Regions from separate parts of the Mus musculus genome. Here region 1 is linked to region 2. Evidence: chromatin contacts called from ENCODE POLR2A ChIA-PET data. All regions are on one chromosome and are shown on one strand. The core of a region is the stretch at or near the end of the contact, and the rest is flanking DNA. Distances in the headings are between cores, read along the strand shown. Region 1 holds the start of Exoc3 (exocyst complex component 3). Region 2 holds the start of Brd9 (bromodomain containing 9).

Evidence for each region. ChIA-PET counts read pairs that join two places held with the same protein, here RNA polymerase II (POLR2A).
Region 1: POLR2A ChIA-PET joins it to region 2 with 11 read pairs in embryonic stem cell. The contact joins the promoter of Exoc3 here to the promoter of Brd9 in region 2. POLR2A ChIA-PET finds 5 or more read pairs at or near these places in 2 of 5 experiments (Patski and embryonic stem cell).

The regions. Positions count from the first base shown.
Region 1 is chr13:74,207,281-74,209,980 of GRCm38, reverse strand. It overlaps Exoc3 (exocyst complex component 3), which reads left to right and starts at 1,281. Exons shown (of 13, transcript NM_177333.4): 1 at 1,281-1,323.
Region 2 is chr13:73,936,380-73,939,079 of GRCm38, reverse strand. It overlaps Brd9 (bromodomain containing 9), which reads right to left and starts at 1,252. Exons shown (of 16, transcript NM_001378947.1): 1 at 1,135-1,252; 2 at 432-646; 3 at 83-215. The coding sequence starts at 1,186. It overlaps Trip13 (thyroid hormone receptor interactor 13), which reads left to right and starts at 1,313. Exons shown (of 13, transcript NM_027182.2): 1 at 1,313-1,590. The coding sequence starts at 1,499.

The DNA.
Region 1 (2,700 bases), core at 32-2,531, 270 kb before region 2:
TACTTGTACACTCAAAAGTATCCTGAGCTTTGTCACTCTGTGGCTTACCAAAAACAAAAGCTGAGATTCTTATTTTATTTATTTAATTGAAAGGAAACAAGCTGAGTCATCTACTGAAGCAGTTCACATCTAACTAGGCTAGTTAACTGAATTCGTTAGGGAGCACCATGACTAAACACTCCACTATATAGTGGGCAGCAGGAGATTAGGGTTGGATATAAGGTAACTAAGGAAAACCGCAGCTTTGTCTTGGTAGCTGTGCCTCCCCACTTTGCAGTTAAACATTCATGAAGCTGAAATTTCTCCTGTTTTGTCATAAACTAAGGGGTCAGGGCACTTTCCCAGTTGCAACCCCTACACTAAGGGAGGGTCTGCATCTTTAAAAGACTGACTTCATCATATAATTTGCATTGTGGTTATGACAGGTTACCTATACTGTTCTTTCATTTACTGAAGATTTACCCCATCATCCATTGGCTTGGGAGAGCCAGACTTTGTAGTGATGTTATGGATAGGCACACAACTCAACAAATGTATGCAGAAAAGGTGAAAAAAAAAAAACACAACCAAACCTGTCAGGGTAGGGTTGTCATACCTGATGGGTGAGTGGAAGAACCTAAACCCCGCCAAAATTTACTAAAAGTTCGTAACAGTGTGGGGAAATCTCTGTATCTGCAGAGGTAGAACAAAGTTTCTGGCTGTTCTAGGTACCGGGGCGACTCGATGCTTCACTGCTTCCTTCAGCTGGAGTAATTCCACCAGCTGCTGTTTTGCTCGTGGTTTTGTTTTCTTCGCCGCTTCTACGTGCTACGCGAGCAGCTATCAGCAGGCAGCCCACTCTCTGTGGCACTGTCCTGAATACTTGAAATCTACTTGCTGTCAGAAACCTCTGGGGGATGAGGGCGAGGACAGCAAGAAGAAACAAATATACGAAATATAAGTAGTGGAATCTTGAATACAAGACACAGTAAAGATATGGAGAGGTGTGGAGAGACTAAGGTAGCTAAGGGGAGGAACTGAGCAAGGGCAAACCTAAGTGGTTAATCCGGAGAGAAAGGGTGGGTACAATAGGTGCTACTTAAAATAAGAGGGTCGGGAGAGCGCCAAACGTCAGACGGCGGAGCCAGGCCTGAATCTGTAATCCCTGATCCTGAGTCTGTGTCACCAGAAGCACAAGTTTCCTAAGAGTCTACAGAAAGATCGCCCGTACAGCGCCTTCAAGGTTACCCAGAGCCCATCCTTCCGCCCAGACGCCGGAAACGGAAGTGACCGCGTTGCACACTTCCGGTCCGGCTCCGGGAGGTGGCAGCGGCGTTGCGGACGGTGAGGAAGCTCTGCTCTGACAGCCTTGGGTGCCTGTGCGGTGGGCGGGGCGCTGGGCCCTCGACTGTGGCACAGTGTACCCCTTAGTGGGTTTGTCCTTGGCGAGGGACAGCATCGGCCGACGTTTCTGGCGGGATGCGACACCCTCTAGTGCGGGTCCCTGGGCGGGTTTGGGTTTGTCCTCGGTGTGCGTCCCTCCCATCTCCTTGGTCGGGGCTGCTTCTACCCTCAGAGTTCCCTTTTGCCCCAGAGGCCGGAAATCTGACAGTCCTCAAGCTGCCATTGGAAGCAGATTTGGTGGCGATCCAGTACAGTTTTTTTAGTTTTTGATTCTCTGTGTTCAGGTTTATGAGTGGACTCTTTCTTGCAAAGCTTTTTTGGTTTTGGGTCAGCTTTCCTTTTGCATCTGGCTTGTAACACTGCCACAGGAGTGCCTTTCACCTGTCAGCTGGAGTGGGGGACTCCATGCCAGAGGGATGGTTTGGTATTATGTTTAATACCTAGTCCTGTAAATAGAATTATACAAGTTTTAATGTTTTGGGAATGCTGAAGATAACATGTCAAACTAAAGCAAAAGAAAAAAAAAAAAGCCCGCAGTGAATCAGTCCTGTTAGAAGTGGTTGTGGAATCCTCTTTCTGTGGCCTGCTCAGATTTCCTGTCTGGGTACGAGTAATTTTATAGTCAGAAGATGAAGATGGTGTTTGCAATGCTGTTCCACTTGAATGAAAATGCAAAGAGAGAAATACACAGGGAGAAGCTACATAACTGGAAATGTACAATGGATTTTAGTGGTTTTCTGAGACTACTTGGGAATAGAGTGAAAGATTCCAGAAGGTAGGTCTTTATCACATCTGTGGCTGTTGAGTAGCTGAAATTAAAGGAAACAGTGTTATTAATTCCCTCATTTGCTGGATAGTCAGCAAATAGCCATTGTAGGTCCATGACTTGGATAGTATTAGATATTAGACTAAAGGGTGATTGACCGGGTACATTTGTGCTTAGGGGAAACAAGCTACTCAAGTAAGGACAATAAATTACCTTTTGCTGTCTTATCTTTGTTTTTAGAAGTGTTCAAAAGTAAGAAGTGGTATCTTGGCCACCCAGAGCAATGGTAAGGGAGTATAAGACTCGTGTTTGCCCACTGGGCTGCTGCTGAAGTGTAGGTAATAGTTGTTGCCTTCCAGTGACTAACTACCCCATGGACTTGGGCAGCACTAGGGTGAGCTCCAGAAATGAAAAGCTGATCTTTTATAGGGCTAAGAATTGTGTTAGAGCTGCCTTTGACATAGTCTTAAGTCCCTGTATAAATACTCTCTGTGTGACTGTCTTACGCCTGTGAGATATCCCTGCTTCTCTCTGTTAAGGTAAAATCTTCT
Region 2 (2,700 bases), core at 3-2,502:
TTAGCTTGTGAAATGTCCCCAACAACTAGATAACCACGCTATAGACAAGGTAGGAAACTCATGTTTGGGGACAGGGTCTTGCCTGGCTGTGTTCGGCAGGCTCTCACTGGTCGGTCTGGGGGTGGCTCCACCTCCACCTTCTTTCCAGGGTCGAAAGCATCAGCCTCCCCCTCTGAGTCGCAGTGTTCCTTCTCCCGTTTCCGTTTCTTCTCTTCCTGTAAGTATGGAAGAATAGAGGGCACAGAACAGCCAGAACCCTTTTAGACTGGTAATGCAGGCTCCGCACACGTCTGCGCATTCCCCAGACTGGGAAGAAGAGCCACTCCTGACACCTGACAGGCATCACCTGAAGATGCCCTGGAAGCCCAGAACTGCAGCAACGGTATAGCCAGGCGTGATTAGGGACCCATCTTAGGCCATTGAACCTTTACCTTCCGCTTCCTCCTCTCCTCCTCATCGAGGTGCTTCTCCTTCTCTGACTTTTTCTTCTTCTTTTTCTTCTTTTCTCTGTGTCTCTCCCGTTCGTGGTCTGAGCGATCGTCGTAGTAGCTGGAGTCGTGGCCAGATCCTGAGAGCTCTGTCACTTCACTTCCTCCCACCTTGAGCACCAGCTTCAGAGGCTTCTCCAGTGGCGTGTCTGTATAATCTGCACACAGACCGTACGTAGGTCAAGCTTGCAAAATACTGAGTAGAAATACTGCACCCCTGTGGGTGTGAATCTAGACAGCAAGGAGTTGTCAAAACCACAGACTATGTAATCTCAAACTGACAGATTGGTGTTCAATCCTCTCTTTCAAACCACAAAATCACCACTGAGGATATTCCGAGGGTACAACAACCCGACCTGAGACCCAGGACCCCAATTCCTTCACGGAAGCCCTCTTTTTGCTGCGGGTCTTCCTGGTGTCAGAGAGGAGGTACATAGTGGCTACAGGACCCAAAAAAGAAGCCTATAGCCTCTTCGCAGCAGATTCCCTTTTTCAGCTCTAACCCCGCCCCTCCTACGATTGTCCACTACCTGGCTCTAAGCTCCTCCTTCTCACGGGACCCCGCCCAGCACAGACCACGCCCTTCCCCTGGAACGCCTTCCCCTGCCCGTATCGGCAACCTAGACCCCGCCCGTGGGATCCGCACCTTCGTAGGACGAGCGCCATTCCGCCTTGTGCTTCTTGTGCTTTTTGCCCATGGCTGAGATAGCACGGGATCCGGTGAGAAGCGGCTGCCGGTAGCTCGACCTGCGCCAGTCGGAAGTAGCGCCTTCGCCACCGCCAAGTGCTTCCGGGTCAGGGTGGGGCGGTGCGCAGCGCGCGGCAGATTCGAAGCTCGGTGGGGCGGGGCGGGTTGCAAAGCGCCGAGCGGCTCGGGCGGCGGAAGTGGATTTGGCCGGCCCTTAGCCAAGGTGGATCCTCCTACATCGGAGAAGGCTGTCGCACAGGGCGCAGGGAGGCGACCGCGGCCTCACTCCGGCGGCATTCCCTCGGCTCCCGGCGGCGGCGCCATGGACGAGGCGGTGGGCGACCTGAAGCAAGCGCTTCCCTGTGTTGCCGAATCGCCCGCGGTCCATGTGGAGGTTCTGCAGCGCAGCGGAAGGTGAGCGTATATACGGAGTCCGACCACGCGGGGCGCGACCTGATCCGACCCCACCACGCGTGACTCCGAGTGGCACGACCTTACCCCAACTCTTAGGATTCCACCCCACAGCGTCCCACCCCTCAGTACGGCCCCACTTCGCACGACCTGAACAGCCTGACATGAACCCACCTAGTATGACCCAGCACACCTCCACCCCACTTCAGTTGACCCTAACAGCATGATCCGACTTTGCCCTCCATCCCACCACACATTACTCTTGAGTTTCACCTCTCACATTGCCGCATATCCCATCCAGACCCTACCACCATCCCAGACTATCTGGCAGGACCCCACAGCTCTCAACTGACTGGCCTATGGAGCACAGCCTAACGATGAGCTCCATGTAATAGGACCTGCTAAGCGACAGAAGTGATCTCCAGTCAATTAGGGGTGCAAGGAAGTGCAGTGTCAGTAGAGCAAGTATTTAATTTGCAAAGCCAGAATCCAGTGGCAAATTTCCTGTTACAAAGATTATGTACGTACTCCAGGTTAGACCCTACAGCTATGCATTTTCAGGTTTTCCTTAAAAGGGCTGCTAACATGGATTGAATGCTCATAATGTTTCAGGCTTGTCTCAAACACTGAATTTTTATTAATTTTCATAGTAGTGTGTGAAGAACTAGTGGCACCTCCTTTTTCTAATTAGCCTGAGGGTGGCTGATGGTATGACTGCAGGCCTGGGACCCTACAGTTGATCCTAAGACAGTACACTGCCAAGCCCCATCTTGACTAATGACTTTCTTGTATATGTCTGAGGTCTGAGGGAGGGAAGGTGTGTGTCTGTGTGTGTGTGTGTGTGTGTGTGTGTGTGTGTGTGTGTGTGTCTGAGTGTCTGTGTTTGAAACAAGTTCTTCTGTCTCAGCTTGCATGCTGAAATTACAGCCAGACCTAGCTATACTTTAGTGGGGTTTTTTTTGTTTTTTTGTTTGTTTTTGTCGTTTTTGTTTGTTTGTTTTTTGGTTTTTTTTTTTTTTTCTTGGTTTTTCGGAACAGGGTTTTTCTGTGTAGCCCTGGCTGACCTGGAACTCACTTTGTAGACCAGGCTGGCCTCGAACTCAGAAATCCGCC